3 separate regions of the Homo sapiens genome follow, and regions 1 and 3 are each linked to region 2. Evidence: chromatin contacts called from ENCODE Hi-C data. All regions are on one chromosome and are shown on one strand. The core of a region is the stretch at or near the end of the contact, and the rest is flanking DNA. Distances in the headings are between cores, read along the strand shown. Region 1 overlaps CDH13 (cadherin 13). Region 2 holds the start of MON1B (MON1 vesicular trafficking associated B). Region 3 holds the start of HSBP1 (heat shock factor binding protein 1).

Region 1 (3,881 bases), core at 877-3,376, 5.5 Mb before region 2:
CCAAATTGGAATATTTACATATAAATCTAGCAAACTGTGTACATGAAATGTACAAAATACAGTAGTCTCTCTTTCTCCAAGGTTTGCTTTCTACAGTTTTACTCAACTGTGGTCAATCACAGTCTGAAAATATTAAATAGAAAAATTCCAAAAATAATTCATAAGTTTTAAATTACATGCTGTTCTGAGTTGCATGATGAAATCTTCTGTCATCCCACTCCATCCTGCCGGGAATGTGAATTATCATTTTCTTCAGTGTATCCATCCTGTCTATCTTACCCATCATCCATTAGTCACTCAGTAACCATCTTGGTTATCAGACTGACAGATTAAAAGAGAAGGGTGAGTGCGCTACAACAGATTTTGAGAGAGACAGCCCACATGCATGTAACTTTTATTACAACATATTGTCATAATTGTTCCATTTTATGGAGCAATTGTTGTTCATCTCTTACTGTGCCTCATTTATAAATTAAACTTTATCACAGGTATGTACAGGAAAAAAACATAATGTATGTAGGGCTTGGTACAATCCATAGTTTCAGGCATCCATTGGGTGTCTGGGAACTTATTCCCCATGAAAACTGGGGAACTACTGTATATATACAAGATCTATATGAGGAAACACAAATGTTTATAGCAGCTTTATTTGTAATCACCAAAACTTAGAAGCAACCAAGATATCCTTAAGTAGGTCAATGGATAAACTGTGATACATCCAGACAATGAAATATTATTCAATGCTAAAAAAAAAAAAAAAAAAGAGCTACCAAACCATAAGAAAACATGGAGGAAACTTCAATGCATGTTACCAAGTGAAGGAAGCTAATTTGAAAAGGCTACATACTATATTATTCCAACCATATGACATTCTGGGAAAGGCAAAGCTATGGAAATAGAAGAAAGATCGGTGGATTGCCAGGGGTTAGGGAGAAGGGAGTGGGTAGGCAAATAGGCAGAGCAAGTATTTTAGGGCTGTACAACTATTCTGTGTGATATCATAATGGTGGATACATGAATTTACACATTTGTCATGTATCCACCATACACCGTACAGCACCAAGAGTGAACCCTCATGTAAACTGTGAACTTTGAGTGATAATGATGTGTCAATGTAGAGTCATTGACTGTAACAAATGTACCATTCTGATGTGGGATGTTGATAGTGGGACAAGGCTGTGCATTTGTGGGGATAGGAGGTACTTGGGAAACTTCTGTACCTTCCACCAAATTTTGCTGTGAACTTAAACCTGCTCTAAAAAATAAGGTTTACTTGCTTTTTAAAAAATGCTACCAGGTGCCAACCTGTCTTCCTCTCTAGCCCCTCATCTCATCACCATCATTAACACACACACACACACACACACACGCACACCATTCAAATGCAACCAGGTGCACTCCAGCCTCTTTCTCCAGCCACACTGAGCCAGCTGCCATTCTCCTTCTACCCTGTGCCTTTGAACCACTGATTCTCTGCTTGAAGCCCCCACTCCCACACTGCCAGCTTTTGTTTGACTATCTTCAACATGATTTTCAGTCTCAGCTCATATGTCATCTTTTCACTGATAACTCTGTCCAAGGCAGATGCTCTTTCTCTGTACTTCCAAATCGAAATCAGAGTTCCTTTTGCTAGACCAGCATTTTCTGCCTTGCACGGTAACTCTCAGCTGAAGTTTCTGTCTCTCACACTGTCCTGAGACATGCCACTGGTTCAAGGGGCTGTCTAGGTGGTGCCAAACCTCATACAGATCCTGGCACATAGCAGGTGCCCACTAAAGGCTAGCTGAAATTTCAGGCACTTGAGTAGTGAGCCATGACCCGAAGGCATTGCTTCCTATCTGGGCGACCTTGCCTACTCTAAGCTTCAGTTTCCCCATTGTTAAAATGGGAAAGAATGATAATAAGGGCAATGCCTATTTCATTTGGTGGTTGTGAGGACTGAGTTAATATATATGTAAAATTAACAAATGTAAACAAGAAAAAAATAGCCTGTGGAGGAGGTAAGCTTCTGTAGGCTTCTTCTGAATTGCTTTGGCTTCCTCTGCTGCACATAAAAACAAATGATGTCACTGCCTTGCCCTCCCCCAACCCCACCAGTGGTTTCCCATCACTCTCAGCATCACACGCACACCCTCCCTGCAGCCTAATCTGCCTCCCTGATCTCATCTCCTACTCTTGGACCCGACACTGCGGTAGCCTCACTATTTCCTGCTTTAGGACTTTGCACTTGCTTTTTGCTCTTCCTGGCATACACTTTCCTTTTGAGATCCACATGGCCATCTCATCTACTTCAGAGAGATCTCAGTTGAAATGTCTCCTCTCCAGGACACCTCCCCTCACCCCCAACCCCTATCACAAGGAGCACCTTCGTCACACTTTACCCTTTTATGGTGCTTGATTGACCGGCTCATTGATTGCAACACTGATTACTAATGAATTTTCTTTACTGTTTGCCTCTGCCAATAAAGCAATAGCTCCATGAAGATAGGAACCTGGTTGTGCCCATTGCTATTTTCCTGGTGCTTGCGGGCATTCAGTAAATGTGTTGGGAAAATGAATGAATGTATGAACAGATGAATCCCCTGATACAATGGGAAAGGCAGGGAAATTATCTTGAGTTTCTTTTGGACTCCATCCTCCAGTTCTGGAAGCTTACCTGTACCCCAGAGCCAAGAGAATGACTAAAAGCATGAAATCTGGGACCACCAGCTCCACAGTTTATTTGCTATGGCTGTGGGCCTCAGCTACTTTGCCTGTATAATGGATCTAGTCACTCCATCTACCTCAGTAGTGTTGGGAGGGATGAAAGAACTGATACGAGGAAAGCCTTTAGCACAAGGCCAGGCACATACCTTTGTTAGCTGCTTCACGTGGTTAATACTATAACCTGAGAAGCTGCCCTCATCCTTTCTGTACCCACCTCTTCTGAATATGAAAAAAAAAAAAATCCTTATTTAAATCCATGGTTCCTTTGATGGTACAGCATTTGTATCTTTGCCCACGGCCCCATCCCCTAAGGATGTCTGCCCCCAAATAAAAGTTGTCAAACATTTTAAATGGTATTAAATTGTCCAGAAAATGGGAATGCCCAAAGCAGAGAGTCAGTCAATCAGGATTATTTGAGAGCTTCAAAAAGACAGAAGGAAGCCATTATTAGGTTTAAGAATATTGCATTCCACCTCCCACACAGCCTTTATCTAAATCTTCATTTAATTGGCAGCCTTCAGCACTGTCAGAATTGCATTCTGAGAACCAAGAGAAGTTTTCAAACATTCACACAATGTTATATGCTTGGCTCAAAACAACTCAAGGGGAAAGAACCATCTCTTCTGCAAGAGATTTGGGGATGCCCTAAAGCTGATGCTATGAGAGTTGGGAAACCGACCTTGAATAAGAAACCAAGACCACCATGTAAGTGTCAGCCAAAGACACTGTCCAGAGGTTTCAGGCAGAGAGACTCGGACCTGCTGTCTCCCCAGAATCTCTAGGTGACTCTCTAAGGGCAAGAATTCATCCTTTCTCTATCTCTCAGGACCTCCCCCACTGGCTGGTGCAGTGTAGGCCGGAAATAGATGTTTTTGCAATGACTAATGAGAATTTTTGCGGCTTTATGTCATAAGGGGAATCCTCTCTCAGGCCCATGTGTCTCTGCCTGAGTGATTCCAACCAGAAGCTGGGCTGGAAGAAACCTGATTTCTCCCTGTCCCTCCCTGTAACCCCGTACAGTTAATTAGCAAGTCTTATCTGTTGTGCTATATCTCATGATCTCTGTGGTATCTGTCCCCTTCTCTTCTCTCTCAGGGCCTTGAATGTGGTCTTCAGTCTTCTTCTCCGGAACTACTGCAAAAGGCATCTGTCTCCCATCCTGCGCCCCGGTGCAG
Region 2 (3,877 bases), core at 909-3,408:
TGCTGACGCAGAACTCCAAGTGTCTCCTATGCCCCTCAATGACCCGATGACTGCCCTAGGACCCCGCAATGATCTCCACTAACATTTAGGTTCCAATGAACTTCCTAAAACCCTAATAAACCAACATATTCTCATTGTTATTCCACTGGACTTGCTATGTTCCTACAGACCAATTACTTCCCTTTCAATCACTGTTATTCCAAAGTCTTCAAAGCACCCCATTGACTCTGGATGACGATTATTCATCTTCAATGATCCCCCATTAACTCCTCTGACCGCTATTTTTTCTCCTGATATCTGCTCACCCAATGGCCACCATTAACATCTATTAATATCTTAACTGTTTGAATGCCCCAACCCCCGCTACTACCCTATCAGTGATGCCCACTGATACCTGATGACCCCTACTAACTCTCCTGGTTGCCCATTTATATTCTTGGTAATGTCCACTATTTCTCCCAATGACTGTCGTTAATATCCACTAACACCCAGATATTTAGGACTCCCCTAATCCACTATTCACTCCCACTGTGGTTCACAAACACCCCAATGACCCCACATTAACAATCATTAACACCTGGTTTTTCAATGACCCTCCATGACTGCCCTGATCCACAAGTTATTCTACTCCATGTCTACTCCCCCCTACCCCCAACAATGACCATCATTAACCTCCACTAACACCCAGCACTTCAGAGACCTTCAGTCACTCCCCTGACCACCTTCAATCTCATTGGTATCCACTCCCCTCCCTACAGTAACCATCATAATATCCACTAACACACAAGACTTTAATGACTTCCATTGCCCCTACCCATGACCATCATTAACATTCACTAAAACCCACAACTTCAACAGCCCCTACTGACACATCCATTTATTCCCATTGATTTCCATTCATCCCCCAATGACAACCATTATTATCCATGTGCAACTATGTCTCAATAATTTTCCCATAAAATCCCAATAATTGCATATTCTGTCACTGACATTCACTGACACTCCCATGTCCCCAAATATCTTTACTCCCTCCTAATAACTGCTCTTACCTGCTATTAATTCCCAAGTCCTCAACCTCCCCATCCACATTTATTCTCAGTGAGGTCCACTGATCCTTCCCAATGACTCCATTTACATCCACTAATTCCAAAGTGATCAATGGCACAGACTTCTCAGTGACTTCCATTAAATCTCAAATGAACAACTTTACACATCCACTAACATTTGGTCCCTTAAAGACTTCCCCAACAGTCTACAAGTGACTTCAATGATGTAAATACTCTGAGTGCCCATCGAACTCCACTGATTCCCCTTCCCACTTCTATTATTTAATAAATAACACCCTACTCCTCAAAAACACTAACTTCTCAACAGTCCTCCTCTGTTGAGTCTATTGACTTTCTTCAGCGCATTCTTTGATCTAAACACTCTAAATCCTCAGTGACCCTCTTTGGTCCTAACAGCCCCCTTTTTGATTCCTCAATGACCTAAACTCACACCAAACCCCCAGTGAACATCCGTTGACAGCCAATGACTTCCTCAATGATGTAAACTACACCATGTGTCCACAGTGACCTCCTCCTGACCCGGCGATGGTTTAAGCCACTTCTCTTAAGTCCCAAGACTCCCTACTGGTCACCCACTGACCCTTCCCCCGTCCAACAATGACAACCCCTAAGGATTCCTTTTAAGACCCCACTAAGTGGAGTCATACCTGTTTCCTCCAGGCCCTCGTCTTCGGGATCCGGCGGGACCGCGTGAACCCCTCCACCTTCTCTAGCTTCCTCACTGGGGAACTGCGTGTCCTCCAAGTCCTCCGCGCCCCCGGGGGCCGGGGCAGCAGTGTCTCCTCCGACCTCCATCTGCACATCCCTGAGTGGGAGGGGAATCGAGGGTGACGGGCGGTGAAAGAAACTTCTGAAAAGCCTTTATAGAGTCAGGCCCCCTTGGACACACTCCTACTGCTCATTTCCCCACGGATTTCAATAGGACGAGACATCCAAAATCATGCCCAAATACGTCCCCCCTCCAACACTTTCCGAAAAGAGGAGACTCTACTGGGCCTCAGGAAATAGAGATATACAAACACCTGTTTTAACTCCGAATCTCAATTGGCCGGATACCATTACTTCCCCGTAGCGGCGGTGGCATCACACTTCCGGGTGCGGCCCGGGAGGTGCCACACTTCCGGGTACGACCCCTCCCAGAAGACACTTCCGGTTGCGGAGCTTTATTGGCTCCTCGCGGCGTCCCTCTCCCGCCGCCTACGGGTGTCCCCTCATAGTTGAGATGGCGCGGGCCACTTCGGATCTACGTCAGGTCTGTTCGGGAGCGCAATGAGACCTCTCTGCACTCCTTTCAACGGATCTGGCTACGGCTGCTAACCCGGGAGAGCGAGGCCCACTTCGCTTACCAGTGGTTGGCGTGAGGGGGGACGCGGCTCGCTCTAGCCAATCCCGGAGTACATAGGGCGCGACCGTCTTCTTTCTGGGCCAATCGAGATGAGCCGCCTCATTTCCCCGCTGTCTACTCCCCCCGCCAAATCCTAACCAATACTGTGCGTTGTGTTGCGTTTGCACACGCCCATCCATTGATTGACGTCTCCCTCGACCCAATCGAAGACTCGAGCCTATTCCTTGTTTCACAAGAGGACTTTTGCAGCGTCAGTCCCGATGGATACCTGTGCCGGACCCACAAACGGGCTCTCCCAGAACTGAGGCAACTCCACTTTCTCTTATCCCTTAACCCTGCCAAGAAAGTCAAGGGAGGGGAGAGGCGCGAATGCTTGACGGGCAGTCGCCGCTTCTAATCAGCGTGCCGCGCCAGCAGCTCCGTACCCTGCCGGGTTCCCACGTCTACCTGCAGCTGGGGGAAGAACTCTGCCAGCCCAGGGCAGGGGCGGGCACTCACTTGGACCAGGACCTGCCCGACGCCCCCGGTCCGCCGGGCGAACGGGTCGTCACTTTCTGTGATCAGTTTGGGAAAAGGCTTGGGGGCCCTGCCACGGGCCAGTGTGGGAACCCAGGGTTCGAATTCCCGCCCCGACGCTGCTTCCGGACCGAAAGCCCCCTGAACGCCTTGCCCCAAGTGCCCTGGGCCTTGGTTTCTCCATCAGTGAAACAATGATGGGAATCGCTTGACGTGAAGTGAGTGGAGGTGCTGGCACACTTCGAGTGATTGCTAAGGGGAAGCCTTTGGTACTAGTTAGGATAATTATTTTAATTACAGTATAGTTAGGGTAATGAATTCCAAATACCAGTGTAGCATCATGTGCTTTATATACAATAGGTAATCGATAAGTAATAAATATTAAATTTATATAACAGAAACAATGGATAAATTTATGTGCATACAAAATATATTTACCTAATACATTTAGAAGTATATAATATATAATAAACATGTAAAAAAGTACAATAAAATAACATCTCATAAGCAAACTTATTTATTAATCTCGCTGTGTTACCCAGGCTGGAGTGCAATGGCAAAATGTTATTGACTCATTGCAGCCTCCGTCTCCCGGGTTCAAGCAATTCTCCTGCCTCAGCCTCTGGAGTAGCTGGGATTACAGGTGCCCGCCACCACGTCCGGCTAATTTTTGTATTTTTAGTAGACATGGGGTTTCGCCATGTTGGCCAGGCTGGTCTTGAACTCCCGACCTCAGGTGATTCACCCGCCTCAGCTTCCCAAATTGCTGGGATTACAGGAGTGAGCCATCATGCCCAGCCCAGGGCTACACACTTTAAACAACCAGATCTCGCAATAACTCCCTCAGTCACTGTCACCAAGAGGATGATGCTAAACCATTCATGAAGGATTCACCCCCAAGATCCGATCAACTCCCACCAGACCCCACCTTCAATAATGGGGATTACCA
Region 3 (3,915 bases), core at 1,170-3,669, 6.6 Mb before region 2:
AAGTGAGTCTAAAACTTATTTTTCACACATACAGAGGAAAAGGATCACCATGCACTCTGCTGAGTGATTCTGTACATTTACCTATCTTGCTGTGTAGGTACTTTGAATTACTAGGCTTTCCTCTGACATCTGAAACTATTCAGAGGAAATTTAAATGAACTCCAGGGTAAAAGCTTAATGTGGCCACAATCTAGTTCACCTATGTCAAGTTACCAAGAAAGTCTCCAGAATTTAAGCCATTTAAGAAGGTGGTAATGTGGGTGACTTATCAGTTATTTCCATAAAAAAAAAAAAAAGCAATGGAAAATCTTCCAGTGACAGGCTTTATAGGCCAACAAAAAGACACCTTAATTATTAGCTGGAATGATAAAAACTCAGTGGTTATCTAATGTTAGCCAGTGGTCTTCACTAATAGTGACAGAAGTCTAATTAATAAAAACTGGGAAAATAAATTCGGTGTAAAGAATGAGTTTGGCATGAAAAATTTCAAAACATCAAGTCCACAGCAGGTAAACAATACAGTGATGCTTGCTGGGATCATGGCTGGGAACTGATCTACAGAATGTCTGACTACATACAAATTATACTTACAGGTTCTCTCTATTCTTTTAAGACAAAATAAAAAAAAAGACCGGGCACGGCGGCTCACACCTGTAATCCCAGCACTTTGAGAGGCTGAGGCGGGCAAATCACTCAAGGTCAGAATTCGAGACCAGCATGACCAACATGGAGAAACCCCGTCTCTACTAAAAATACAAAATTGGCTGGGTGTGGTGGCACAAGCCTGTAATCCCAGCTACTCGGGAGGCTGAGGCAGGACAATCGTTTGAACCCAGGAGGGCAAAGGTTGCAGGGAGCCGAGATCGTGCCATTGCACTCCAGCCTGGGCAACAAGAGCAAAACTCCGTGTCAAAAAAAAAAAAAAAAAAAAAAAGAAAAGAAAAGAAAAAAAAAATTGCCCCCTTCCTCACCTTCAACTCTTTTGCGTGGCAGGTATCTTGTTTTCACTTTCCAGTTCTTCCACCCCAGCCTGTGTCATGAGGTCCGCGATATTCTTTTCCAGATCATCAATGCGACTACTCATATCATCAAGTGCTGAAGTTAAAGACAACGCGTGCCAACATCTCATTGAGCCTTTTTCCTCCCGTCCCTGCAGACTACAGCCTTAAACACAACGACTTTAGGGAAACTGGTCTTCCAATTTTCTTTCGACACTGTTACACGCTGGTGGGTAAGAGTACAGGACTGTGGGGCATGGCTACCCCGCATCGGATTCCAGCCCTGACCCTTACTAGTGATGGAACCCCTAAACCTCAATTTATTCATTTGCTAAAGATGATAACACTACAACCCACTCATAAGGTCATGCTGAGCATCAAAAGACACACACAAAAGCGCTTAGTTCACAGTGCATGGTCCACCACACCAGCTATTAGGATTGGTAGACGTATGCTCCTTGAGCCAGGAGTCTAACTCAGCTTTGCCCCTAGCTCTCGGCGCAGTCCTTCTCAGAAACACAGTACAATCCAAGCTCAAATTCTACAAGTGAATGGCTGAAGCTAGCCTGAAAACTACTCATTTATCCCCACCACTGCCCGGCAAATAGGCTCCAAAGGCCCACAGGAGGCCGACTGCAGATAAAAAGGATATTTCTCCCAATGATCTGGTCAGACATGGTCTGAAATTTATCTTGCATCTGCTGCAGGAGTGTCTGCACCTAAGAAAAACCGAAACAAACAAACACGGTCCACATCGATCCTGAGACAACTTCCTGGGATCAGGACGCAAGCCCTGGTCCCGGGGTTCCAGCCCCATTTCTGCCTCTGGACAGCTGTGCGGCCTTCAGCAAGATCTTCCTTCTCTGGGCTTCCGTTTTCCAACCTGTCCAATTAGACTGCTGGGCTGGGGAGGCCGCTGCGACTCAAAGCTCAGGGTCTTTAGGTTGTTTCTGCCGGGCTGGGGCACCCGGGGGTGTGTGAGGAGTTGAAGGGCGGGGAGGGTGTCAGAGGTAGGCGGGAGGGACCCGGAGGGCGTTCGCGACAGATGAATGGGGCTACTGGAAGGGGTCGGGCTTGGGGGCGCCCGCGGGGAGACTGGCCCGCACCGAGCGCCCCGGGGGTCAAGGTGGCCGGGAGCCTCGGCCAGAGACGCTTCCAGAAACGGGGCCTCGGCAGACGCCACGCGCGGCCGCGGTGGGCGCGCCTCTGTCCAGCAGGGCTTGGCCCGGCGCCGCCCGGGAAGGCCGCGGCCTCCGGCCCTCACAGCCGTCCCTTACCACCGAGGTGAGGTCCTGCACGGTCTTGGGGTCAGTCTCGGCCATCTCCCCGATGCCCAGCTTGGCGGTGATGTCTCAGACCGTAACCTACACTTCCGTTTGTCCGCTCAGTCGCCCCGGGCCGCTGCTTCTCGCGACGAGACTGGCAGCTCGCGGGACCGCGGGGCATTATGGGAGTAGTAGTTTCTCCCGCACCGGAAGGGCCTCGAGGCCGCGCGCTTCCGTTCCAAGGAGCGGCCCCACCCCACTCTCCCCGCCTTCTTTCGCATAGCCCCTCCCCTCCCTCTATGCCCCGCCCCTCACGCAGCGCGCCGTCAGTGGGGTGGAAAGTGAGACCAACTCAGAAATGGAGCAATAGAGGCAGGGAGTGGTCTTGGCCTCTCTTCCAGGCTGTAGTCAGTCGAAAGACGGCTCTGGGGTTTCTTTGGCCTGTCGGGACGAACTTACAGAACTTTTGCCCTTCAACAAGCCCCACTGTACCCTTGTAACTGCCCCCAAGCCAAGGAACATGACCCACCCCTACCCGCCCCGGGAGCCCCATGGCTCCTGTCCTGTTCTGTCATCTCCACCCTATGAAGGTGGCCAGCGTCTGGAGTTTAGCCCAGTAGGTTCATTGTGCCCGTCAGGTTCATATGAGGGGATTCAGACAGGAAGCTGTCCATCATGCCTGGCTTCTTTCACTCCACGCAATGCCTGCTGTTGAGTGGGGAAGGCTTCCGGCATCAGGGTTAGACTGTGGGTTTGGGTGTTGAAGGAGGTGGGCACTGCTGATTTGGAACCTCAAGTTCCAACCCCACAGGTGGTCTTTAGGATTGGGTCTCATGGCAAGGGGATAGGAGAGTCCTTGACTGCGGGCCTGGCATGTTCTGGAAACTTTCACACATCTCATTTAAGGACTGTGCTATGTGAGGGGTCAGCTCCAGTTTGACTTTAGCTAGGGAGAGGCTGTAAGGTGTTAGAGCTGTTACGGGAAAGGGTCCTGATCCAGACCCCAAGAGAGGGGGTTCTTGGATCTCATGCAAGAAAGAATTCAGGGCGAGTCTGTAAAGTGAAAGCAAGTTTAAGAAAATGAAGGAATAAAAGAATGGTTACTCCATAGACAGAGCCCTGAGGGCTGCTGGTTGCTCATTTTTATAGTTATTTCTTGATTATATGCTAAACCAGGGGTGGGTGATTCATGCCTCCCCTTTTTAGACTATATAGCGTAACTTCTTGACGTTGCCATGGCATTTGTAAACTGTCATAGCGGTAATGGGAGTGTAGCAATGAAGACAAGCAGGGTTCACTCTTATTGCCATCTTGGTTTTGGTGGGTTTTGGCCGGCTTCTTTACCGCAAGCTGTTTTATCAGCAAGGTCTTTATGACCTGTACCTTGTGCTGACCTCCTATCCCATCCTGTGACTTAGAATCCTTTAACTGTCTGGGAATGCAGCCCAGTAGTTCTCAGCCTCAGTTTACCCAGCTCCTATTCGAGATGGAGTTGCTCTTGTTCAAACGCCTCTGCCAGACCCACCAGTGTCTCTAACAAACCCGGAATCCAGTTGGCCTTGAGGCATGAGACTTCAACTCCCTTTACCACCCCTTCCCCCTCACTCACACCTTTGCCCCTCACCCTTCACACCTCATCCTTTCCTATAGAG

What was found. Hi-C counts contacts between places; a loop is a spot of excess contacts on that map. Pooled maps may share reads with other maps.
Region 1: a loop to region 2 is called in a map of CD8-positive, alpha-beta T cell, with 23 times the contacts of the local background. The contact joins the enhancer-like site here to the promoter of MON1B in region 2. A Hi-C loop is called at or near these places in 2 of 168 maps with a recorded cell type or tissue (CD8-positive, alpha-beta T cell and naive thymus-derived CD4-positive, alpha-beta T cell), 1 of 37 single-sample maps with no recorded cell type and 7 of 50 pooled maps.
Region 3: a map of CD8-positive, alpha-beta T cell shows a loop between it and region 2 (39-fold over the local background). The contact joins the promoter of HSBP1 here to the promoter of MON1B in region 2. A Hi-C loop is called at or near these places in 2 of 168 maps with a recorded cell type or tissue (CD4-positive, alpha-beta memory T cell and CD8-positive, alpha-beta T cell) and 8 of 50 pooled maps.

The regions. Positions count from the first base shown.
Region 1 is chr16:82,653,801-82,657,681 of GRCh38, reverse strand. All of the region lies in intron 1 of CDH13 (cadherin 13), which reads right to left. Among named protein-coding and RNA genes, the nearest start is that of CDH13, 29 kb to the right of the region's middle. RefSeq lists silencers at 1,980-2,029, 1,964-2,258 and enhancers at 3,162-3,211, 3,452-3,501, 3,552-3,761, 3,583-3,881, 3,003-3,881. Within about 2 kb of position 2,126, at least 14 of the 41 ENCODE cell types and tissues checked have a DNase peak (open chromatin) inside an H3K27ac peak, as active enhancers do; they include CD8-positive, alpha-beta T cell, where a contact is called at or near this core.
Region 2 is chr16:77,189,471-77,193,347 of GRCh38, reverse strand. It overlaps MON1B (MON1 vesicular trafficking associated B), which reads right to left and starts at 2,158. Exons shown (of 6, transcript NM_014940.4): 1 at 2,090-2,158; 2 at 1,715-1,872. The coding sequence starts at 1,862. LOC124903725 reads left to right here and starts at 2,782. Exons shown (of 1, transcript XM_047435021.1): 1 at 2,782-3,440. The coding sequence starts at 2,782. The coding sequence ends at 3,126. RefSeq lists enhancers at 2,007-2,056, 2,077-2,366, 1,492-2,440.
Region 3 is chr16:83,806,482-83,810,396 of GRCh38, reverse strand. HSBP1 (heat shock factor binding protein 1) reads right to left here and starts at 2,419. Exons shown (of 4, transcript NM_001537.4): 1 at 2,276-2,419; 2 at 1,651-1,717; 3 at 972-1,092. The coding sequence starts at 2,320. The coding sequence ends at 974. RefSeq lists silencers at 1,983-2,272, 2,290-2,466 and an enhancer at 2,124-2,625.